Linked DNA regions of Homo sapiens: region 2 is linked to region 1. A link is an interaction called in ENCODE POLR2A ChIA-PET data of the cell type or tissue named here. Cell type or tissue: PC-9. All regions are shown on one strand. Links, peaks and the distances in the headings refer to the core of each region. The heading gives the core; the rest is flanking DNA. Region 1 overlaps TFEB (transcription factor EB). Region 2 overlaps MRPS10 (mitochondrial ribosomal protein S10).

Region 1 (12,071 bases), core at 2,511-10,510:
CCAGTCACAAAGCTGACAAATGGCAAAGCCAGATTTGAATTCTGGTCTGTCAGGGTCCAGAGCATATTCGTGATCCACTAAGCCCGGCTGTCTTCCAGAGGGCGGACTCAGGACAGATGACGTGGTGGAGGTGGAGGCGGGGTCAGAGGCTCTGTTGGGGAACTGCAAGGGTAGTCCTGGGTGGTTTTGGATGGAAAGGATATCTTGAGGGGAAGGAGGGTTGAATGGGAGTAGTTCTAGAGGAAACAAGAGCTGAGGGGAGGCTGGTGTCCTGCACCCACCTGCTTAGCCAAGAGCCCCTTCACTGATGGGCTCAAGACCCCCTACCTGCCTCCTCTGGCACTTTCCAGACAGACTCTCCACAGGGGCACCCAGCACACTGTGGGGAGACCAGGTGCCCCAGTTCTGCTACCTACCAACTGTGTGACCTCGGGCAAGTTTTCAGCCTCTCTGTGACTCAGTTGCCCCCTCTGTAAAACAGGGGATATGTGAACGCCTCCATCATGGTGGATGGAGCTGTGGTGAGGATTAAATCAGTAACACATATCAATGCAGAACAGTGCCTGGTGCAGAGTACGCACTCAGTGTGCATAGTACTAATGCCTCTTGGTTTGCACCTGAGAGAAAACAGGCCACCTTCTGTGAATTCAATGCAATCGTCCATGCTCATAGATGTTTTTGTCCTTTCTTCCTCCATTCCCCTCTCCACTGTCTTCTTTTGTTTAGGAAGACCTGGCTACTTCAGTTGTACAGTGGTTGTTTCCAAAGTACTCAGAAGCAGGTTTGACTCTTAAAAACAAAGCCAGGGAATCGTTCTTTACAGCAGACCAGCCACAGGGAGGCTGGGGAGGCTGAGGCAGCAGATGACGGAGGAGGAGCAGCCCCAGGAGCAGGGGCAGGAGCCAGGCACTGGCGGGGTTGGAGTGCTCTGAGGACTTTGGGCCTGGGGCAGGGAGGGCTGAGGCGGGGGTGGCTTAGGCACTGGGACCCTGAGAGCCATTATTAGAACTCAGGACAGATGCAGGGGGTCCTGGGCCTGCGGCTGGGTTTGGGACCAGGAGCCAGAAGCTGCTCTGCATGCCCGCTGTGTGCCCAGCTGTGGTCGTTGTGCCTGCCTCTTCTCACACTTGGAGTCAACGAGCCTTCCCTGCCCTAAGCAGCTGGCAGCTAGCAGAAGATGCTGGAGTGTGGATTCTTTTCTCCTGAGGAGATGGAAAAGCAAAGGCTGGATCCTAAGGCTGCCATGGCTCTGGAGAGGGAGCTCCCCAATGCTGGGGCAGCCAGCACATGGGACAGTGAAACCGGTGCCTGGCCCTTCCCCTCCCAGCCTGCAGGCCGATTCCACCGGACCAGCCCTCCACACATCCATGCTGCCAGAACCATCAGCACACCAGGCAGGCGGCAGGGAGCCTATGAGAGGTCCCACACAGCCTCTGCATGTTATTTGTGAGGGTCTTGAGTCCCGGAGAGGGGGACAGGACTTGCCCAAGGTCACGCAGCTGGGTGGTGCATACCGATGCAGGTCTTCCAGTCCCACTCTGGCCTTAGGTAGGCTTTTGTGCTGGGCCTGTGGAGGCTGAGAGAGTCCTTGCAAAACAGACTCATCTCAGAGAGTCAGAGCTTGTGGGCCCCAAGTCCACAATGGCATGAACTGACCAATCAGATAGAGTCTTAGGCCTCACCTTCCCTGGGGAGGGACCTCATTGACCACATAGGCTGACGTAGCATCCATGAAAACTTTAGCTGATCTTTCCTGCAGGGGACATGAGCAGGTTCGCTGGGGTGGGCCAGAGGGTACTTGGGGCAAGTGGAGTTTCAGTCTCTAAACCCCTCTATCGCCCTCAGGCCCCTTTCCTGTCCTAGGAGCCATCTATGGCTGAGTCCCACTCCTCCCCCAACCCTTACCACCCTCACCTCACTATGGTCTGGTGCCAGATCTCTGATCCCTGGAATCACATTTCTGTCTGACCAACTCATATAGCCTCCCCTTCCGCCCCCTCCGACCCAGGCTCTCAGGCGGGCTAACCGTCTCAGCGAGATTCAGATTTGTCACCCTCTGAGCCTCCTGGGCATGGATGTCTTGGCTATTTAGCAAAAAGCATCTGTGGGTGGGGTCTGGGAGGGCTGAGGAGCATGCAGGCCTCTCTGGGGAACCTCTGTAGGATTCGCTGAGGGTGACATGGGATGAGGGGGGCGCAGGACTGGGAGTGCAGGGGACAACAAGCCATCTACATGGGGAGACCTTTCCTATGGGCCCCAGGTTACCTCTCCTGGGCTGGAGCTGCTGGTGGTCACATACCTGAGAGACCTGGGCTTGAACCCCCACTTCACTGTGCTCTTGCAGTGTGACTTCTGACAAGCTGCTTAATCTTTCTTTTTTTTTTTTTTTTGAGACGGAGCCTTGCTCTGTCGCCCAGGCTGGAGTGCAGTGGTGCGATCTCAGCTCATTACAACCTCTGCCTCCTGAGTTCAAGCCATTCTCCTGCCTCAGCCTCCCAAGTAGCTGGGACTACAGGCATGTGCCACCGCGCCTGGCTAATTTTTGTATTTTTAGTAGAGACAGGGTTTCACCATGTTGGCCAGGCTGGTCTCGAACTCCTGACCTCAAGTGATCCACCTGCCTCAGCCTCCCAAAGTGCTGGGATTACAGGCATGAGCCACTGCGCCTGGCCTACTTAACCTTTCTGAGTCTCGGTTTCCTATCCTGCTGTGTTGCTGTTTATCCCATCAAGTGTTTGTGTGGATGAATGTGATTGAACAGAGGCCCCTTGCGCAGTGCAATGTGGGAGGGACTCGGAGCGTTTGCCAAGTGGGTGATAACTGAGTGTGTGGGGGTCACTGGACCAGCAGCCCTTGAGGGCCGTGCATCTCTTTCTGGAAAGTCTGATGGGTGGGATGGTGTGGAGGTTCTGAAGAAGAAAAGTGATTTCTCTGAAACTTCCTTGTAGCTGAGGAGACTGGTAGGTGGCAAGGAAACAACTAGAGAACAAAGCATGGCAGACACAGGCAGGAGGCTGGAGTAGATGGAGTGCCCAGGAGGCGGGTGCAGGGGCACAAGGGGTGGGGGTTCAGTCCCACCACTCCCCAACCCAGGAGAAAGGTGGCTGCCTGCTAAGGGGATCCTTAGACTGCAAGCGGCAGCTGAGGGATGCGGCTACACGTGTGTGCACATGGACATGTGTGCATGTGTGCGTGCATGTGTGTGAGAGAGAAGAGAGAAAGAGAAGCAGACACGGAGAGACAGAGCGTCCACATGGGTGGCTGGGCCGGTCCGTGCATATCACAGGGGTGGAATCCTTTTCTAGTTTCTCCTTTCATGTTCCTATTAGCTACATGTCCCTCGTCCCTGTCCTGCCATGCCCAGTGGCAGTCGTCTTTGCCAGGGCCCAGCTGGTCCCAGTGGGACAGGACAGGGCGACTCCCTGGTCTGCAATGGCCTTTGAAGCTGCTCCCCCTGTTGTCCCGGGCCAACAGTCTGACCAGCCAGGAGGCGCCAGTTCCCACCCTTTCCTGTGGGATGTGAGCTGAAACTTGGGGCTGATGGGCCTGAGCTGTGGGAACAGGAGGCCATTAAGTGGGCCAGGAGCTTGTGTGACCGCCCTTCCTCTCTCCTCTCCTTCCTTTCCCTCCTCCCCACCTCCTGCTGGTGCTCAGAGATTTAAAAACAAGCCCCTGACTGCCCCCTGCCCCCAGCCCTGCAGTCTCCCGCAGCGCATTCCTGCAGGGGGTCTGGGAGAGGCGGTGCAGAACGCATCCTGGGGTCTTGCTCTGCTGCCACTGAAGCGCATTGTGCAGATCTCCCTTTTGGAGCCTCTGCTTCCTCATGTAATTCATTCTTTGTTTCTTGATCTTTTTTTTTTTTTTTTTTTGAGACGGAGTCTCGCTCTGTCGCCCAGGCTGGAGTGCAGTGGCGAGATCTCGGCTCACTGCAAGCTCCGCCTCCCGGGTTCACGCCATTCTCCTGCCTCAGCCTCTTGAGTAGCTGGGACTACAGGCGCCCGCCACCATGCCCGGCTAATTTTTTGTATTTTTAGTAGAGACGGGGTTTCACCGTGTTAGCCAGGATGGTCTCCATCTCTTGACCTTGTGATCCGCCCGCCTCAGCCTCCCAAAGTGCTGGGATTACAGGCGTGAGCCACCGCGCCCAGCCTCTTTTGTTTCTTGATCTTTATTCATCACAAATAGGGGTTGGTCAGTCCTCAGTAAGTGTCCCCACTTGGCAGAGCGGTTCCATTTCATGAAATATACTGAAGACCACATCCTGCATGACAGCCTTTGTGTGCTGTTGGAGACCATAGCACTCAGCCATGGTGATGCAGGACAGGGTCCCGGAGGGAACCTGCCAGGGTGATGGTGACATTCTCCATCTTGATCTAAACAGTGATTATACAAGGCCACACACCTGTAAAAATTCATTGAGCTGTACACTACAAATCTATGCATTTTGCTAGGATAAGTTACACTTCACTAAAAGGGAAAAAGACCAAAACATGGCATTAAAACTGTTAAAAGCATGTGCGTGTCCCATTGACCTCATTTCTGCTTCTGATATCAAGGACCTTTCAATCAAACAGTGCACACTTACCAGGTGTCCTGGGTTTGCTATGTTTCTGTATCGGAAGTTGCCAGCTAATATAATAAAAGGCTATATTATGAAGTATCTCCAGTGTGCCAGGAACTGTGGTAAACACTCCGACTACTTATCCCTTAGAACCCAAAGGAGTGGACATTGTTATTGCTCACCTGCCTCTCTCATCTCCTGCAGTGAATGACATGATATACAAGCTCTGGAAAAGAAAATCTTAAAAGACCCAAGGCTTTTGGAGAGGAAACAGAGGGCTCCTGGTAATAGGAAAAGCTGGCCTGAGGCCTTCCTGCCCCTATCTAGTAAGGAGAGACTGAAGCTGGGGTTACCACTAGGCTGCTCTGCCCCAGTCTGGGCTTTCAGATGGTGTGTATGTGTGTATGTGTGAATGAATGGGTGAATGGATGGGACACTTTCCCCAAAGGAACTTATGCAGGGATGCCCCCAGTGGGCCTGGACGGAGCAACACTGAACAGTGACCAGAATGGTGACACCTCCCCTCTGCCCACAAATTCACACCTGCAAGACAACTTACACACCCAGCCTCCTCACTTAGAGCACAACTGCTATGAGGTAGACGTGGCCCCAGCTGGCAAGCCCTGCTTGACTGATGGGGAGACTGAGGCCATACCCAGACAATTGAGTCCAGCCCAAGGCTAAGACTTGAACCCAAGCACTTGGCCTTTCCCACAGCATCATATGGGCAGGACTGCTGGCTCCTGGGAGTCGTAGGATACCTTTCCACCCCTCACTCTGTTTGGGTCTGGGCCATCTGATGCCCCCTCCCCAGGCCCTACAGTGACTCATGACCACCTCCGTAATGTGGAATGGCTTTGTCCATGAGGATTATGTGATGTCCTTGTTCTGTTTCCTAGTTCATCAGGACTTCCTCTGCTGCCTCCTCTGCCAGAGGGGGCTGAGAAAAATCCCAAGTTTGGTATTTTTTTCTCTCTTCCCTTCCCTAGGCTGAAAGGTTCCTAGGAGGCCACAAAGCCCTTCCTTTGCCTCCAGGAATCTCGAACCTGTTCAGGAAGCTTTTGTTTAGCGGTCAGTTTCTTTCCCCAGGACTGACCGGGCAGCTCCCCCACGACTGAGAGTGTAACAGACTGAATCAGAAGAAAACTTCTTCCGACCACAGAGGTGCAGAGCGTCATCAATGGCTTAAACAGGCCTCCCAGCCTCTGGGCTTGCACACTTTGTTGTTTCAGCCGCCAGACATATGTTTTTCTGGGAATACAGGAAATTATCTCTGCTCTTTGAGGAAGGGTAGAATTTTTTTTTCTGCCTGTGTTTGGGGATTCCAGACTGTTCCATCATCCCGGACACCCTCTGGCTCCTGGGCTGGATGAACGAGATCAGCCGCTGAAACTCTTTGATCGCAGGGAGGCTTCTTCAGTGAGAATTTCTAAAACAAAACGTGGCCGCCCTCACCCTGAATGCAGGACTGAGGCCAAACTCCCAGCCCCAGGGTTGGGGCGGTGCAGCCAGACTGCCAGGGTCCAGCCTTGCCACTCATTAGCTCTGTGACCTTCAGCAAGTGACCACCTCTCTGGGCCTGTGTTTCCTCATTCCTTGAATGGGGACAATAATGGTACCCACGTCACTCATATCATGAAATAATTATGATAATTACATAAGGTGCTTTGAACAGTACCTAGCACACAGTAAGCATTCTATGAGCATTAGCTGTTAGCATAAAATATTTTTTTTTCAATTAGAAAGATATACATCTTCATTCTAGAGAAAGAATAACATTCCAAAAGGCTTTTAAAACCACACAAAATACTTATGGTTACATCATCCAAAGAAGTCAGTAATAATTTTGTATATTTCCTCCCAAGAGGTTTTTCTATACATATTTTTACATTGTGATGATCAGATTTTATATACAATTTCCCCCTACATCCTACATTTTGTCACCTGACATATCCTCATGTTATTTATTGTAAGTATAGCAGTCCATCAGGAGGGACACACCGTAATTTATTTAACTATCCTATAACTGGACATTGAGGTTAGTTTTGACTTTTTTCCATATAATGTGAAGTGCATCTTTATGCACAACATCCTTTTCTGCATCTATGATTACTTCCTTGGACTGGTGAATATTTTTCAAGGCTTTGACATATATTGCCAAATTGCTTTTCCAAAGAGGTTGTACCAAGGTATGCTCTGGCAGTTGTGTTGAAGGTGCCTGGTACCAAAGGCATTTTAAAGTCATAGACACACTTGGGGAAGGGGGGGGGTTTGGAGAAGGGGTGGTGTTGGTGAAGGTAGTTTCCCTAACTCTTCTTTTAAACTATTTAACGTCTGCCCTCATTCTTTTTTTTTTTTTTTTTTTGAGATGGAGTTTCACTCTTGTTGCCCAGGCTGGAGTGCAATGGTGTGATCTCAGTTCACTGCAACCTCTGCCTCCCGGGTTCAAGCAATTCTCCTGCCTCAGCCTCCCAAGCAGCTGGGCCTACAGGCATGTGCCACCACACCTGGCTAATTTTTGTATTTTTAGTAGAGACAGGGTTTCACCGTGTTGCCCAGGCTGGTCTTGAACTCCTGACCTCAAGTGATCTGGCTGCCTCGGCCTGCCAAAGTGCTGGGATTACAGGCGTGAGCCACCATGCCAGGCTGGTCTGCCCTCATTCTTATGTGATTTTAAAATGAGAATACAACACACATACAGAAAATTATAAGTTGTAAGGGAGCAGCTGTACAAATTATTGTAAATATGACACTCTCATGGCACCAACACCCATATCAAATTACAAAACTTTCCTAATCCTCTTACCCACCAAGCCATCTTGTGTCCCCTCCCAGACACTCCCCCAAGGGTAATTAGGATCCTGAGTTCTAACATAGTAGATTAATGTTGCGTTTTTTTGAACTCATATACGCAGAGCATGCTGTATACACTTTTGTGCCTTGGTTCTTTCGTTAACATTATGTCTGCGAGAGTCATCTATGTCATGTGTAACAACAGTGCATTTGCTGTCATTGCTTTGTAGCATTTGATTGTATGGATGTACCACCACTTCAATTTATTTTATTTATTTATTTTTTTTGAGATGGAGTCTCACTCTGTCACCCAGGCTAGAGTGCAGTGGCATGATCTCGGCTCACTGCAACCTCTGCCTCCCGGGTTCAAGCGATTCTTCTGTCTCAGCCTCCCGAGTAGCTGGGACTACAGGTGCACACCACCACGCCCGGCTAATTTTTGTATTTTTTAATAGAGATGGGGTTTCACCACGTTGGCCAGGCTGGCTTCGAACTCCTGACCTCAAGTGATCTGCCCGCCTCAGCCTCCCAAAGTGCTGGGATTACAGGTGTGAACCACCATGCCTGGCCCACCACTTCTTTATCTATCTTTCTTTAGTGGACATTTGGGTGGTTTCCAGTTTTGGTTCCTATACACGCAAACATTCTAGTATATGTGCTTTGGTGAACACGTGGATGCTTTTCTGGTGGGCATGCATAGGAGGGGGTCCATGGGTCATGGAGTGTGTTTTCAGCTTCCTGCTCCAAGTTTTAAAGGATCATTTAGAGGGCAGAAAAATCCCCAAGGCAGTTCAGGCCTCACAAGCCACTGAATGGACTGGCGTCAGCTGACAATAGTTTGAGGGCACTGCATGAAGATGGTACTCCCCTCAGAAGCCCTTGTCTGGGGCTGTGGTAGAAACTGAGTGGGGCCCTGGCCCTCCAGCTCCAAATGCTTGGTGGCTGCTGGCCCTGGCTCTGTGCCTCTGCTGGCCACTCGGTGTCCTCACCCAGGGACCGCGGCTGGCCTAATGACCACTGCACCGAGCAGGGCAGGGCTTGGGCCAGCCCAGGTGGAGCTGGGGGGATTCCTTCCCCTTGGCGACCCACCTTTGGACATGACTGGAAGCCCTGGAAGCAGGTTGGGCCCCCCCATAAACCCCCAGAAGCTGCTGTGCTTCCTTTCTCCTGTTAACAGAATCACACAAGTCGCACATATTCCCACTGTAAGAGCTGAGTGCTTCTCCAGTGGAACGAAGAACTATAAAAATCCCTCTTTATCCCTCCCCCTCCATTGCCCCTTCCCACTCCCCTCCCCAGCGGTAACAACTCTGAACAGTTTGGGGTGCTGGGAGAGCCCAGAATAGTAGTTAAAGAGTGGGGGCTGTGAGCCAGCCTGCCTGGATCAAATCTCCATTCTGCTACTTAATCAGCTGTGTAACCTTGAGTGAGTTCCTTCACCTCTCTGTGCCTCTGTTTCCTCCAGGAAAAATGGGGATAATACTAGTACTCAGCTCATTGGGTTGTTGGGAAGAAAAAACAGAATTAACATTAGGAAAAGCACATTGACCAGCCCTGACCCATGGCAATCATTCACGAAGCATTTAGCGGTTGGTACTCTGATCTTCCTGTTGTCTACACATATACCATTTCATGATTCATGGGCTGGTTCATACTAAGGTGTAAATGACTGACAGGCAAGGCCCACACACAGACTGGATGAAACCAGCTCTGGCCTGACCAGAGGAGACCGGGATCCCTGGTTATGAAGCGACTGCCACACACTTACCTTGAATCCCCCCAATGGCCCCAAAAGGCAGGTGCTGTGATTAGCAGGTGCTGCGTTTTAGAGAGGAAGACAGCCTAGCACAGAGAGGTGAAGTAGCTTTCTGAAGTCGCCTAGCCAGTAGGGGCAGTGAGCCTGTGGGATTACAGAACTCATTTTGGACATGACTAAGCTGGAACCCAGTCTGGGCTTTGAGGCAGAGTCAGCTGAGAGGCTGTGGGTGGACAGCAGCAGGAGGCAGCTGGAGGGTCCTGGGGGTGTTGATGGGGGCAGCCATGTGATTGGGGAGAGGCAGGGATTCTCTGGGGGCATCAAACCCTTCCTCTCAGGAGGAGGGTGTTACCTGGGAGGGGCAGGGGAGAAGGCTCTCCAGGGAAGTGCCCCATCCCTGGTGTCTACATGCAGTAGGCACTCCAGGCCCCCAGTGTTACTGAACCTGTACACAGTGGACCCTTTCCAGGCATGGTGGGTCTGAAGGGCCAGATGGTGGGAGGGGCCAGGGACATTTTGGTTCTCCCATGTCCATCCTCTTAGTTCTTCCTGGCTAGACTGGGTGTCAGGGGAGGCTGAGAGTGGACCCTCAGGATTTTAGAGTGAGTAGGCATGCTTGGAGGCTAAGGATGGGGGGATTAGCATGTCCTGGACCACCCCCATCGCTCTCTGATCCCCTCAGGTCCCTCCCTTACCCCATACCCATCCCACCTACACCACACTCAGCAACCCAGGCTGGCGACCAGGGCCAGGGGAGAGGGCTGGAGCTTCACTGGAGGACAAGCTTTGTGGGTGTGACAGCTCCAGCGGTGGGGTTGGGGAGCCTCACTACCCTGCCAGCCTCTGTCAGGGGACAGTAGCTGAGGCTACTGACACCCACTGATGCACAGACACCTCACTGTGTCCACTTCTCCAACGTCCTCTCCCAGGAGGCTCACCCAGATTCTGGCAGGGGGCGGTGGGGCAGGGATTCCCAAGTCCATTGTGCAGATGAGAGAACTGAGGCTGGCCCAGCCAGTGAGAGGCAGGGTCCAGCCCAGGCTCTCCTCATAGCAAAGCCAGCTCCAGTCCACGCGAGGCCAGGCCAGACGCTCAGCTCTTTGTCAGAGAAACAAGGGGATCATTCTCCCCTAGCCCTCCCTGTGCCGGCTGGCACTGCCAGGCCCGGTGCCCACACCCCCACCAGGGCCAACTGAAGTCAGATTGTCCCCAAGGGTGGGGGGGTGAGCCAGTGCCGTGTGGGTGGGTGTGTAGAGGGTACAGCTGCGAGGGGGTGGGTTGGGCTGGGGTCAGAGCCTATGAGGTCTGTAGGGCTAGTGTGCGTGTGGTGGGCAGTGGGGGTACAAAGACAGGGATAACCCTCTGTAGCAGCATAGGAAGGGGGTGGGCAAAGGCATGGGTGGAGGCTGCAGCTGTGTTCCTGCTGCAGGATGGGAAGGGAGTGGTGGGCATCTGCTCCTTTCTTTCTGGGGACTGCCCCGTTGGTAGCTGGGTGGAGAGACCCAAGGAGCTGAGACAGCCCCTTTACTGATTCATGGTGTAGAGGGGCAGAGAAGGAAGGAGGGTGGGGTGAGGGCCACTGCCTGCCTTCCTACCTTGTCGGGAAGGCACAGTGGTGGTGGGAGGAGCCCTGGCTGGCAGTCAGGTGGCATGGGCTCCATTCCTGGGCCTGGCAGCCAGGCAGCCTGCAATAAGCTTCCTCCCTGCTCTGTGTGGAGACCCTCTCCTCCCCAGCATGGGCTCAGAGGCCATGCTGCCTGGGGCTGGGTTCCAGCTCTGTCCCTTTCACTGCTGAAAGACACTTAATCTCCTGTGCTTCTGTTTCTCCTTATCTATAAAAGGAGAGTAATATGCAGAACTACTTCATAGGGCTCTTCCAGGTGAAGGAGTCTGGAACATTGCCTGACATACAGTAAATGCTCAAATAAATTCAAGTTATTATTATTTCTATTATCTGGTGATTTTCACTGAATATTTGCCAGTTCTTTTTGCTAATGCTGACTAAGTCCAGTGTCTGGTATTAGCCAGAACATGTCAGCCTTTGCTGCTTCCCTTTGCTATCCCCTGAGGTCTGGGCCTCATTGTTAGGAGCTTGAGACACAGCTCTGGCTTCTGGTCCACACTGATCAGTTCGCCTGCCAGTCATGTGCCCATCCATGTCTCATGCACTCAGCCTCCCAGGTGCTACATACTGTGCAAGACCTATTAATTTCATATAGTGCTCCAATCTTCTGAAGCAGAGACCGTTTACTAATGAGAAATTGACTCTCAGAGAGGTTAAGTGACTTGCCCAAGGTCACACAGCAAAGAAGTGGCAGAACTAGGATTCAAGCCCATATTTTCTCAGTTCAAAAGTCCTTGCTCAACCACAAAGTCATACTGCCTCTTGCAATATCCCCAAGATGGGACCCTCCAGCCCCTACCAGGACCTTCATGGGGTCTGGACACACTCAGGAGCCCTGCACCTCTCAGAGTCTCAGCCTGTCTCAGCTGGGGAGGACCTTAGAAATTACTGGGTCCAACCCTTTCATTTTGTGCATGGAGAGATGGAGGCTCAGAGGGGGAGGGGACTTACCCAGGGTCACTTACCTAGGGTCAGTCAATGAGCTAGGGACAGAGTGGGCCAAGCTGTAGGACTCATTCTTCCCTGTCTTTCCTTCCAGACTGGGCTGGGGGGCTTAAGTCACACCTGTCCCACTGAGACCTGTAGGAGATTAGGGCTGATGTGCTGGTGGGAAGTCCTCTCTGGGCTCTGGCAGTGCCAGGTGCCTGGAAGTGGCCCTCCCCATACAGGCCCTCCTAAGCCTGTGGACTTGCCCTTCTCTTTATTACACTGTAGGCTCCATGAGCTCAGGAACTGCAGTTGTATCCCCATTGCCTGGCTCACAAATAAGATACATTTCTTCACACATGCATTCAGCATATGCCATGTCCCAGGTCCTGAGCCAGAGTCCCATGGTA
Region 2 (13,072 bases), core at 2,865-10,864, 510 kb before region 1:
ATCTAATTTGGCCATTTTAGTTACCCCAGTATCTTCGTCTGAAATAATGAGGTAACCTTTTAGTTTTTAGTGGAAATTATGAATGGTTTGGTAGTTGACTTTAATTCTAACACATGTCCTACTTTTTTTTTCTTTAGGGATTGGGGAATTTTTCTGTAAACACTTCTAAGGGCAATACAGCCAAAAATGGTGGCTTGCTTCTGTAAGTATACAATTGGATGTGCTAAATTGAACAAAATAGGTTCTTGTGCTATTTTACTTAGGTTTCTCTTTTTTTCCCCACACATAGCAGTACCAATATGAAGTGGGTACAGTTTTCAAACCTACACGTTGATGTTCCAAAGGATTTGACCAAACCTGTGGTATGTACTCCCTGTTTCTTGGTATAAGGAGCTACCTTGGCAATAGGTTTTCCTTATTATTTCATTGGGTTTTTTTTCCCCAAACACTCTATGAATAAAAAAATTTTGTCCTAGAATACTGGCAAATGCACAACGCATATATTCTCTTAACTCCCTGGATTATATTGTCTTCAGGGTATCAAAGTAAGTTCTAAAGGAATAAATTATTTACCCCCAAATAACTGTGTTAATTAGTAGTCTCTTGCTTTTAGCTTGGCATAATGGAAGAGTTGTCAGAATTTGTGATGTAGAATACTTGATTTATGTTATGGAAAAGTATTTTTCTTGTAGCCTTCAAGTCTTTGTTTTCATTTTGTGTATTGAGCCTGGGCCTGGACAGTGCTTTATTGTTCACAGTGAGAAAATGCGTTAGCACAAATAATAAACATCTAGAAGGAACTTGGTAACCCTGTAGAAGCTATGATTTCATCAATCCAGTTTTTTGTGTTACTTGTAATTTTTAAAAATCCTTTCATTTCCACCCCTCAAAAATAACCCCCTTTAACAGTTTGGGATTACAGTTCTAGACATTTGTCTGTAGGTACTCACTTTGTCTGTGCACATGTCTAGTTTACTGCTCTTTTCTAACTTTTCTCTTAATAGATATTGGATATTTATTTATTTATTTATTTTGAGACAGAGTCTCGCTCTGTCACCCAGGCTGGAGTGCAGTGGCATGATCTCGGCTCACCTCACCTCAGCCTCCTGGGTTCAAGTAGTTCTCATGCCTTAGCCTCCCGACTAGCTGGGATTACAGGCACACACCACCATGCCTGGCTAATTTTTGTATTCTTAGTAGAAATGGGGTTTTCCCATGTTGGCCAGGCTGGTCTCAAATTCCTGGCCTCAAGTGATCTGCCTGCCTCAGCCTCCCAAAGTGCTGGGATTACAGGCATGAGCCACCACACCTGGCCAGTACTGGATGTATTTCTATGATAGTACATTTAAGCCCCAGTCTGCAACTCACATGCCTGCAGGAGCCAGGCCTATAAGAAAAGGTGGCAGAATTGGCATGGTGTGCCACTGTCTTTATAAGCAAGACAGCAGCTACTTATTCTAGCCACTTGTTGCCCTGTGGGAAATCAGACCTAGTGATGCCAGCCTGTCTAAATCTTCCAAGCTAAACTGAAATCCAGATTTTCTTGTGAAATCTTCTGATTTTTAATATTCCTAACAAATTCAAAGTATCTTTTAACACCCTGTAGGGATCAGTCAGAACACATCTTGAGGCTATATTCCCCCTTCTCATCCCTCAACTTAGGACACAGGCTATCAGTATATTCTGTTCTTCCAACAACCCTTTTTGGAGTAATTGAGAGTGGATATCTAGCTTTCTGGCTAGTAAGTAAATCTTTCAGGAGTGAAGTGATTTAACTCTGAATCATTGGATTAGTAGTATAATTTACTGGTTTAACGGATGAATGAAATGAAGGTAATTCACCTTTTGGAAGAAAGTCAAAAATGTCAAACCCATTATTTCTAAGGTCTTTAGGTATTAGGGTGGAAGAGGTTGAAGTTATAGGTATAGTCAGTGTCATATCATTTAAATTAGAAATGAGTAATTTGTTTATTAGGGCAGACAAAACATACGCGAATAAAACCTAATAAAAAATATGAATAGAACTAACTTGGCTTTGTATAATAATGTTTTATAATTAATAAGCACTTTAATCTGTGTTTTCTTATTTTTTTCTTAGAGAAATACTATGAGCAATAGCATAGGTTTACCCTCTTTCATATGTGAGGAAACTAATGTGCAGTGAGACGATATGATTTGTCCGTTGTCATTCAGCTACCATTAGCAGAGCTTAATCCTCAATCCAAGTCTTCTGCCCAGGCTCTTTACTAGCAGACCCTGGAGTCCTTTTTCATTGTGAATTTGAAGCTGAATCGTTATTTTAAGTTGGAAAGTTCCTTTAGTAATTTTGTGGGTTGCCTTGAAAATTCTTTTCATTTACACTGTATTTTAACAGATTCTGAGGCTCATAGTCCAGATCTGAACATGAAAGTATCTAGACACTTCAGCTAACACTGCCGTCACTCAGTGTTTTTCTCCTCATTTATTAGTAAACTCTGAAGTTGTTCAATTGAGGCTAATGTTTTAAATTTGCTAGTTAGAAATAGAAGAGGAACTAAAACTGAAACTTTTCTTTTGGATTTTAGGTAACAATCTCTGATGAACCAGACATATTATATAAGCGCCTCTCGGTTTTGGTGAAAGGTCACGATAAGGCTGTATTGGACAGTTATGAATATTTTGCTGTGCTTGCTGCTAAAGAACTTGGTATCTCTATTAAAGTGTGAGTATGGCCTTTCCTGACCCGACCTGTTCGCTGCTGTAATATGATCAACCAGGAAAATAGTGCTCATCCCAGGAAGGTCTGAACTCTTTTTTTTTTTTTTTTTTGAGACAGAGTCTCGCTCTGTTGCCCAGGCTGGAGTACAGTGGCACAACCTCAGCTCACTGCAACCTCTGCCTCCTGGGTTCAAGCAGTTCTCAGCCTCCCGAATAGCTGGGACTACAGGCGCATGCCACCACGCCTGGCTAATTTTTTGTATTTTAGTAGAGATGGGGTTTCACTGTGTTGCCCAGGCTGGTCTCGAACTCCTGAGCTCAGGCAAATTGCCCGCCTCAGCTTCCCAAAGTGCTGGGATTACAGGCGTGAGCCACTGCACCTGGCCCAGTCTGAGCTCTTAAAGTGGGATAGAAACTCTTGGTGGGTAGAGCTTAAGTTTGTCATATGTTATCCTAATCAGGATCATGCCTTCCTGCCATGTTTCTGGGATCTCCATGGAGCAGGGAGGTAGAGTAGGTGAATGAACAATCGTTTTAGACCCTTTGGATGTGATGATTTTTGGCTAATACATCCATCATTTCAAATCTTCCCTAAGAAACACCACTTACCCAGTAATTTCTTGCTTGAACAAGGTAAGCCTTGGAGTCACTGCAGGGTCAAGCATAACTGTCTCCTTTGTCTTGTCATCTGCTCCTTCTGCTGTTGAACGAGGCCCCATCTGGGGCTTTGGCAGTCTGGCCTTCTGACAAAAACAGAAGGCCACGGTTTCCCAAAACAGACTATAGTTTTGTTATTTTGATTTATCTGTAGATTTTCCTAAAACAACAGACATACAGCAGGTGTTACAACTATGTCTACCACACTGGTGCTGCTCTTCACAATTAATATATTTGGTCAATAAAAGACTAAAGGGTGTAAAAGCAGCAGGTGTGTGTGTATGCTTGCACACTTGACATGCCAGGGCTTATTTTTGAGCCTGTGGGAAAAAGTTTCTATTGCTGTCTGCAGTGTTTATTTTGGCTTGAGTTTTATGATAGCAGTTGTTGTTCCAGATGACAGTTTTGGCAAATGGAAGTCTGTAAATGGTAGTTAATGCCTATAATTGAGTGTGAGTCTGACCTACAAAATTATGGAATTATGCTTTGTTATCATAGTGACTCAGGTTTTGTTTTGTCCATTAATTTCAGACATGAACCTCCAAGGAAAATAGAGCGATTTACTCTTCTCCAATCAGTGCATATTTACAAGAAGCACAGAGTTCAGTATGAAATGAGAACACTTTACAGATGTTTAGAGGTGAGTGTATTTGAGAAATTCTGGCATTTTTGAAATACCAAAAATTCACACTAGCATATAACTTTACTTTAACATTGACTAGATTGACTTCTTTCAGCAAGCCCATGTCTGTTGGTTGTACAGAAGGTAAATATCTTTTAGTGTTTATGGAAGTGTCATGGTAGGAAAAGTAAATGCAAATAAAGCAATCCTTTAGAGTAGTGCATACCTTAACTCAGGAATGCAGATTATGCAAAGATAGCATTGGAATAATTTTGCTCATATTTCAAAAATTCTAGTGAAGTTTTTACACAGTTCTAATAACTGTTTCACATACTAGCTGGATTTTCCATGTCAGTGATGCACAGCATTAGGTTTTTCATTCATCTGTTACTCATTTGTGCTTCCATTAGTGCCAGCACAGTCGTGTGCTTAAGGAGAGCATAGGTTCTGGAGTCAGACTGCCAATGCCAGAATCCAGGTCCTGTCTCTTAACAGCTGTGTGACATGTACCTCTATTCCTTCATCTATAAAATGGGAATAATAGTGGTACCCATCTCATAAGGTTAGTGTGAGGATTAGAATGGAAAATTTATGTAAGCACTCAGAATACTTTGATCACATAGTAAGTGATTGGTAAATATTAAAACAAGCACTTATGTATCTTTTATATGGGAAGTACTGTACTAGTCATTGAGGGCACAAATATAATAAAGTCATGGTCCCTACTCTTTTTTTTTTTTTTTTTTTTTTTTTTTTTTGAGATAGAGTCTCACTCTGTCACCACCTAGGCTGGAGTGCAGTGGCACAATCTAGGCTCACTGTAACCTCTGCCTTCCGGGTTCAAGCAATTCTGTCTCAGCCTCGCTAGTAGCTGGGACTACAGGTGTACGCCACCGCGCCTGGCTAATTTTTGTATTTTTAGTAGAGATGGGGTTTTACCATATTGGTCAGGCTGGTCTTGAACTCCTGACCTCAGGTGCTCCACCCACCTCGGCCTCCCAAAGTGCTGGGATTACAGGTGTGAGCCACTGTGCCTGCGCAGTCCCTACTCTTAAAAAGAAAAACCCAAATTTTATCCATCTTTGTCTGAGGGAAACGTCTCTCATAGTACACACAGAAAATCTTATATTAACTATATCTTATAATTTAGTCCTTTTGTCTTCAGTTGTTTTGTGAGCCTGGGATTTTATGTTAGATTCTTTAGGGGAGGCCAGGTGCGGTAGCTCATGCCTGTAATCCTAGCACTTTGGGAGGCCAAGGCAGGCGGATCACTTGAGGTCAGGAGTTTGAGGCCAGCCTGGCCAACATGATGAAACCCCGTCTCTACTAAAAATACAAAAAAAATTAGCTGGACATGGTGGCACACACCTGTAGTCCCAGCCACTCGGGGGACTGAAGCAGGAGATGGCTTGAACCCAGGAGGCAGAGGTTGCAGTGAGCTGAGATTGCACACACTCCAGCCCAGGCAACAGAGTGAGACTCCATCTCAAAAAAAAAAACAAAAAACCGTGCTTTAACAAACAGCTTACATGAAACATTTTCATGTTTGATGTTTTAGTTAGAACATCTAACTGGAAGCACAGCAGATGTCTACTTGGAATATATTCAGCGAAACTTACCTGAAGGGGTTGCCATGGAAGTAACAAAGGTATAGCTTGAATTTCTGCCTCTTTCGGTGGGGCGGTGGGGAGTGGTATCTGTATTGTTGTTTTGATACATTGCAGCCTGGTCCTGGCCCACTGAGTAGAGTTTGCCCTAAACTGTGGCAAACTGGGAGACACAGTTGCCACAGCGGTTGGGGGCTACCCACCCCTTGCAACAGAATCCTGCCATTTCAGCCCAAGTCCTCCGTGAACCACCTATGAAGTTCTCCCTCCTCAATATGAGTTGTCTAGACCTGGGGATCCCATTAAGTGGCAATCCATGAAGATCATTGAGGATCAAATCGATTATGTATGTGAGAGTGTTTTATAGACCATCAAGTTTCCTTCTTTCCATTTCAAAACCCTATAGAAAGACTAGGGGGATAAAAGAAAAAGAAGTAAAGAGGATTTGACCAAATTAATAAGTCCGATTTGTAGTCAAAGAGTTCTGTTAAATCCACATTATAGTTTTGTTTCTTTCTTTTTTTAGACACAATTAGAACAGTTACCAGAACACATCAAGGAGCCAATCTGGGAAACACTATCAGAAGAAAAAGAAGAAAGCAAGTCATAAAGCCTCAGGGAGGCCATTTTTGCCTAAATTTGAAATGAGGGTGGGCCAGATGAGTATGTTTAAGTGGAGAGTGCTTCCAGCTGAGATGATTTGAGTCTGCCCTAACTGCTCCATTGAGTTCTCGTGCCCTCATCAGCTGAGGGCAGGGAATGGAACTTTAATGGAAGAACCACTTTTATCTATTCTTTTTATTCATTGTTTCAGTTCTGATTTCAGCAAACATGAGCAAACCACTTTGACTGAAAGCAGAAAGAGTGAAAATTCTATTTTGTTACGCTACTGGTGTTCAATTATTAGTTTGTACCATTTTTAATTTATGTCAGTTGATGCATCTGAAAATAAGTGCTTGGAGTGTTCGTACCCTTATTTTTTTTTAAGATTCCTAGAAGGAATCTTTGGTTAATTCAGATTGAGCAGTTAAAGTTTTTGCTATTTACCTTTGTGCAGGCTGGCATATGCTAATTTGGGGGTGGTAACCAACCGATTTTATCTCATGTAAGCATTACATTTTGAAGACTGAATATACTTCACAGCAGATCAAACACATTTATGGCATGCACTGACCTCTTCTTGGAGCCCAGAACTTTATAGAGTTGCCTACCAGGGTTACTGTAATGGAATTTATGATCTTAAGAAATTACTAGTTGTATTATTTATCCTATGATTCATTCATTCAATAAGCTTTTACTGCATAAACTTTACATCCAGCACTGTAGTTAAGTACCCAAAATTGAATAGAAATAATGGCTTTTGAAAATCGCACAAAGCAGGCCAGGCACGGTGGCTCACGCCTGTAATCCCAGCATTTTGGGAGGCCGAGGCAGGCGGATCACGAGGTCAAGAGATCCAGACCATCCTGGCTAACACGGTGAAACCCCGTCTCTAATAAAAATACAAAAATTAGCTGGACATGGTGGCACGTGCCTGTAATCCCAGCTACTCAGGAGGCTGAGGCAGGAGAATTGCGTGAACCCGGGCCCGGTGGAGGCTGCAGTGAGACGAGATCGCGCCACTGCACTCCAGCCTGGCGACAGAGCGAGACGCCGTCTCAAAAAAAAAAAAAGAAAATTGTGCAAAGCATAGGTAAATATTTTTCTTTATTAAGCTTCTCACTGAGAAGCCCTCTTTATTTTGGTAAATGTCACTCTGTTTGTTAGGAGATGTCTGCTTTTCCATGAAATGAAATAGTGGCTAAAGCCCTGAAAGAGGCAAGACTACAATGGGCTGAAACAGTTGGTATAGCAACCCCAGAGAAGTGCTTCATTTTCTTTTTATAGTAGAAGCAGGTCCATGTCTTTTGTGGTTTCCTGCACATCTTTGGAGTAGTTATGACTTCTCAGTTTTTCCCCCCTTAAACTGCATTGCCTATTCTTTTTTCCTGACATGCTATCAGGTATCAGTGTGTTGAATACATACTGCTTGTGTATCAGACTTACGTTACTGTCATCACCATTAAAAGAATTGCAGCTTTGTGCCCCATGACCTTCAGCTCAGTTGTTGACTGTCATTCATGAATGCCTAAAGCATACTGACACCAGGTATAAGTACTTGAAGATCAAGAACTAGTCAATAAAACATGAGCAACATAATGGTAACTATGTGCAGCAAAGCAGCAATTTATGACACATTTTCATCTGAAGTAATTCTTTAAAAATAAATATAGACCCGGCCGGTTGTGGAGGCTCAAGCCTGTAATCCCAGCACTTTGAGAGGCTGAGGCAGGTGGATCACCTGAGGTCAGGAGTTCGAGACCAGCCTGGCCAACATGGTAAAACCCCATCTCTATTAAAAACACAAAAATTAGCTGGTCATGGTGGTGGGCGCCTGTAATCCCAGCTACTTGGGAGGCTGAGGCAGGAGGATTGCTTGAACCCAAGAGGTGGATGTTGCAGTGAGCCGAGATTGTACCATAGCACTCCATGTAAACCAAAGTCCTTAGTTTAGGACTTCCAATTATGTGTTAAAACCTCGGCTTAAATAAGCAAATGAACTACATGTGCACACATGCACGTGAGAAAAACTAGCAGTATTTCTTTTTTCTTTTTCTTTCTTTTTTTTTTTTTTTTTTTGAGATGGAATCTTGCACTGTCACCCGGTCTGGAGTGCAGTGGCGCGATCTCGGCTCATTGCAACCTCTGCCTCCCAGGTTCAAGCGATTATCCTGCCTCAGCCTCCCAAGTAGCTGGGACTACAGGCATGTGCCACCACGCCCAGCTGATTTTTGTATTTTTAGTAGAGATGGGGTTTCCCCATGTTGGCCAGGATGGTCTTGATCTCTTGACCTCGTGATCCACCTGCCTCGGCCTCCCAAAGTGCTGGGATTACAGGCATGAGCCACTGCGCCTGGCCCAAAACTAGCAGTATTTCTTCGACGAAAGTATTTGGCATATTTGAAGCCCGCTTCTTGATATAAACAAGTTTGGCATGAAGTACAGTACTGAAAAAATGATATAAACAAAATAACTTCTTAGCTTATCAGGATATAGCTATCTTGATAGGCTAAGAAGATTTTTGGTTTTCTTTTGTTGGTTTTAAATTAGGCCTCTGAGTAAAATGCATATCCTGAAAATTAGAATTAATGCCTGGGTCACACTTTCTGTCCATGGTGGGTATGGGAGATGGTGAGAGAAGAGTGGATTTGATAATATATGTTGGTGCAAAAGTAATTGCAGTTTTTGCCATTAAAAGTAATGGCAAAAAAAAAATAGAATGAACCGGCCAGGAGTGGTGACTCACGCCTGTAATCCCAGCACTTTGGGAGGCTGAGGCGGGCGGATCATGTGAGGTTGGGAGTTGGAGACCAGCCTGGCCAATATGAGAAACCCTGTCTCTTCTAAAAATACAAAATTAGCAGGGTGTGGTGGCGCATGCCTGTAATCCCAGCTACTTGGGAGGCTGAGGCAGGAGAATCCCTTGAACTCAGAGGTTGCGATGAGCCAAGATCACGCCATGGGCAACAAGAGTGAAACTCCATCTCAAAAAAAAGAAAAAAAATAGAATGAACCAGAAGGCAGGTAGGAAGTGAGATGATCTTTTTTCTTTTTCTTTTTTTTTTTTTTTTTTGTAGAGACAGAGTCTTGTTCTGTTGCCCAGGCTGGAGTGCAGTGGTACGATCAAAGCTCACTACACAATCGAACTTATGGGCTCAAGGGATCTTCCCACCACAGCCTCCCAAGTAGCTGAGACTAAATGTGTGCACCACCACACTCAGCTCATTTTTTTATTTTTTGGAGTCAGGGTCCTGCTCTGTCGCCCAGGCTGGAGTGCAGTGGCATGAACACAGCTCACTGCAGCCTTGACCTCCTGGGCTCAGATGATCCTCCTGCCTCAGCCTCCCAGGTAGTTGGAACCACAGGCATGTACCATGATACATGGCTAATTTTTTAATCTTTTTGTAGAGATGGGGGTCTCACTTTGTTGCCAAGGCTGGTCTCAAATTCCTGACCTCAAGTGATTCTTCGGCCTTGGCCTCCCAAAATACTGAGATTACAGGCATCAGCCATCATGCCCAGCCTATATTTTCTTCATATTAAATAAAATCATGTTCTCATCCAAGAGTCTTAGTATAACTACAGATCTCTGGTAAGACAGACTAAACTAGTTCAAGTGCCAAGTTTCAGTGCTTTGAAAGAATGGCATATGTTCCTGGCCCTATGACCATTTAAACATGCCACAGTGAATACATAAAGCAATCATTTTAAATTATTAGTCTAGTTTCTTAACATTTCTAGTTGTCTGCAACCATCCCTGTCTTACATTACATTATTAAGTTAGTTCTATTACAAGACTAATGAATGACAGAATAGAGCAAACATGGACTTTGGAGTCAGACAGACATGAGTCAGATAAGAGTTCAAACCCACTGACTGCCGTAAACTTGGGCAAGAGATTTAACCCTGTCAGGGCCTCAGTGTACTCATTAGTAAAGGTAATAATAAGTCTGTAGGAAATAATACCTACATACTTACATTTGACATATATTTAATGCTCCAGCTTAATAAGGTTGGAGTATTCGATAACTGATAAAAAACCTTGCACAGTATTGAGCAGGTAACAGACATTCAGTAAATGGCAGTACCATTCCGATGATACTTTAGATGCTTGTGTGCTATACTGTTCAAGAACCAGCTGGAAAAGACCTCAGGTTACCTCCAGGGTAGGGATAACATTTACCTTAGAGTTTTTGTTTTTGTTTTTTTGAGATGGAGTCTCGCTCTATCACCCATGCTGGAGTGTGGTGGCACAATCTCACTGCAAGGTCCGCCTCCCAGGTTCACTCCATTCTCCTGCCTCAGCCTCCCGAGTAGCTGGGACTACAGGCACCCGCCACCACGCCCAGCTAATTTTTTGTATTTTTAAGTAGAGACGGGGTTTCATTGTGTTAGCCAGGATGGTCTCGATCTCCTGACCTCGTGATCCGCCCGCCTCGGCCTCCCAAAGTGCTGGGATTACAGGCATAAGCCACCGCACCCAGCCCTTAGCGTTGTTTTTCAGACAGTTCTGGCTCTATCACCCAGGCTGGAGTGCAGTGACAATCTTGGCTCACTGTAACCTCCGCCTCCTGGGCTTAAATGATCCTCCTACCTCAGCCCCCTTAGTAGCTGGGACTATAGGCACACATCACCACACTCGGCTAATTTTTCTTTTTTTTTCTTTCTTTTTTTTTTCTGTAGAAACAGGGTTTTGCCATGTTGCCCAGGCTGGTCTCAAACTTGTAAGCTCAAGCAATCTGCCAGCCTCAGCCTCCCAAAGTGCTGGGATTATAGGCATGAGCCACAGCGCCCAGCCACAAACCAAAAATCCTTTGATTTTTATTAACACACTGAAGTACTTACCATTGTCCCCATTTTACAGGACAGAAAACCAAGGCTTAGAGAGTTGTTATTTGCCCACTCAGTCACCCTTTCAGCTTACAGATGAAGCTGTTAGTGACAGGGTCAGCCCTAGAAGCTAATTTGTAAGCAGGCTATGAGGTACTCAAATATCCACATACTAAATGCAGAATATTCAAAGCTAAATTCCAGGTTTGTTCACCTCTCACGTTACCAAAATGTACTCGTTTCCTCTAAAGCAGGGGTGTCTAATCTTTTGGCTTCCCTGGGCCACATTGAAAGAATTGTCTTGGGCCACACATAAAATACACTAACGCTAATAATAGCTAATTAAAAAAAAAATCATGAAAGAAAATCTCACAATGTTTTAAGAAAGTTTACCAATTTGTGTTGGGCTGCATTCAAAGCCGTCCTGGGCCGCATGCAGCCCGTGGGCCTCCAATTGGATAAGCTTGGTCTAAAGCTTAGAAGTAAAGTGATTGACTGGGAGGAAAAATTAATGAATTAAAGCAAGAAGCAAGATACACGGCACAATTTAGGTGGTCCCACTGCTCAGACTGGTCCTGAGGGAGGGGGCAACACAAGAGTTTAGGCATCAGCAAGGGGAGTCCTACTCGGTCACAAGAACACTCAGATGGAGATGATTCACAGTGGGGCTTCAGGTCCAGCCTGACTAGGGCTCAGAAGACATGGGTTTGTCGATTTTAAGCATATCTTTGCCCCTGGAGCCAGGCTTATGGCTGACTGCCTGCAATCCCCAGGACTCTCTTTCCAAATCCCCTGCTCAATTCCTAACCCTGCCCTCCTTAAATCCTTTCTATTGTTACTCACTTCAAGCTCTCATTTCTCTCTATGGATTCTTAATCCTCTTTATTTTATTTATCTATTTATTTATTTATTTTATTTTTATTTATTTATTTGTTTATTTTTTGAGACAGGGTCTGACTGTCGCCCAGGCTGGAGTGCAGTGGCACAATCTCGGCTCACTGCAACCTCTGCCTCCCAGGTTCAGGCGATTCTCGTGCCTCAGCTTCCTGAGTAGCTGGGATTACAGGCACCCGCCACCACGCCCAGCTAACTTTTGTATTTTTAGTAGAGATGGGGTTTCGGTGTGTTGGCCAGGCTGGTCTCAAACTCCTGACCTCAAGTGATCCGCCCACCTCAGCCTCCCAAAGCGCTGGGATTACTGGCTTGAGCCACCATGCCCGGCTGGATTTCTAATCCTCTTTAAAATGATATATTTATAACTCAGTAGCTCAGCGACATTTATTTATAGGGCAGGTCATGGGCAACTGACCCACATGAAAAACCAATTGAATTTTAAATTCCTCGGCCAGAGGTTAAATCAAGTTATATTTCACTCATAAAATTTCTTAACTTGGGCAGAGATACTGTACTTTAATCAATCTTCAATGCTGCTTAAATAATAAGTGTTAAGAGATGGATGGAGCCTGGCCAACATGGCAAAACACCACCTCCACTAAAAATACAAAAATTAGCTGGGCATTCCAGGTGCTTAGGAGGCTGAGACATAAGAATTGCTTGAACCCGGAAGATGGAGGTTGCAGTGAACCGAGAGTGTTCCACTGCACTCCAGCCTGGGTGACAGAGGAAGACCCTGTCTCCCTGTCTAAAAAAAGAGAGATGGATGGGAATAATACTACCTTCACACCAAGCCAGTTGAGATGCTGCTGTTACAGAGCCACGGCTGCTGATGGGCATGTGTTATCTTAAAGTGTGTTGAGATGGGTAATTGGAAATTAATGGGCTAGATAATCTTCAAGGCCTTTTCCAGTTCTAAAATCCCATTATCATTTTTATCTCAACAAATACCTGCTAATCTAGACACTAAACAGAGTCAAAGAGGAATTGTCTTGTAAAATGAAGGAGTGATAGCTGACGTTAATTCAGCATTGACCATGTGCCAAGGACCTTGCTCAGTTACTCAACAAGTATTTGAGTTTCCTGTACATGCCAAGTACTGTTCTAAACGCTGGGAATTCTGGAATGTATATAGTGAAGTCCCTCTCCTCAAAGATCATAGACT

What was found. Peaks named below come from ENCODE experiments on the same cell type or tissue, not always from the same donor. Only the 100,000 strongest peaks of a DNase experiment are listed, where the experiment ranks them.
Region 2: POLR2A ChIA-PET joins it to region 1 with 5 read pairs; 2 of 35 experiments call an interaction of 5 or more read pairs at or near these places.

The regions. Positions count from the first base shown.
Region 1 is chr6:41,692,264-41,704,334 of GRCh38, reverse strand. All of the region lies in intron 1 of TFEB (transcription factor EB), which reads left to right. Among named protein-coding and RNA genes, the nearest start is that of MIR10398, 35 kb to the left of the region's middle. In PC-9, for the core only: no CTCF peak of the experiment used is centred there; DNase peaks (open chromatin) are centred at 5,714 and 6,214; H3K27ac peaks cover 2,284 bases.
Region 2 is chr6:42,201,410-42,214,481 of GRCh38, reverse strand. It overlaps MRPS10 (mitochondrial ribosomal protein S10), which reads left to right. Exons shown (of 7, transcript NM_018141.4): 2 at 138-202; 3 at 290-362; 4 at 2,565-2,701; 5 at 3,886-3,994; 6 at 5,535-5,624; 7 at 6,110-7,675. The coding sequence ends at 6,193. Among named protein-coding and RNA genes, the nearest start is that of MRPS10, 9.9 kb to the left of the region's middle. In PC-9, for the core only: no CTCF peak of the experiment used is centred there; no DNase peak of the experiment used is centred there.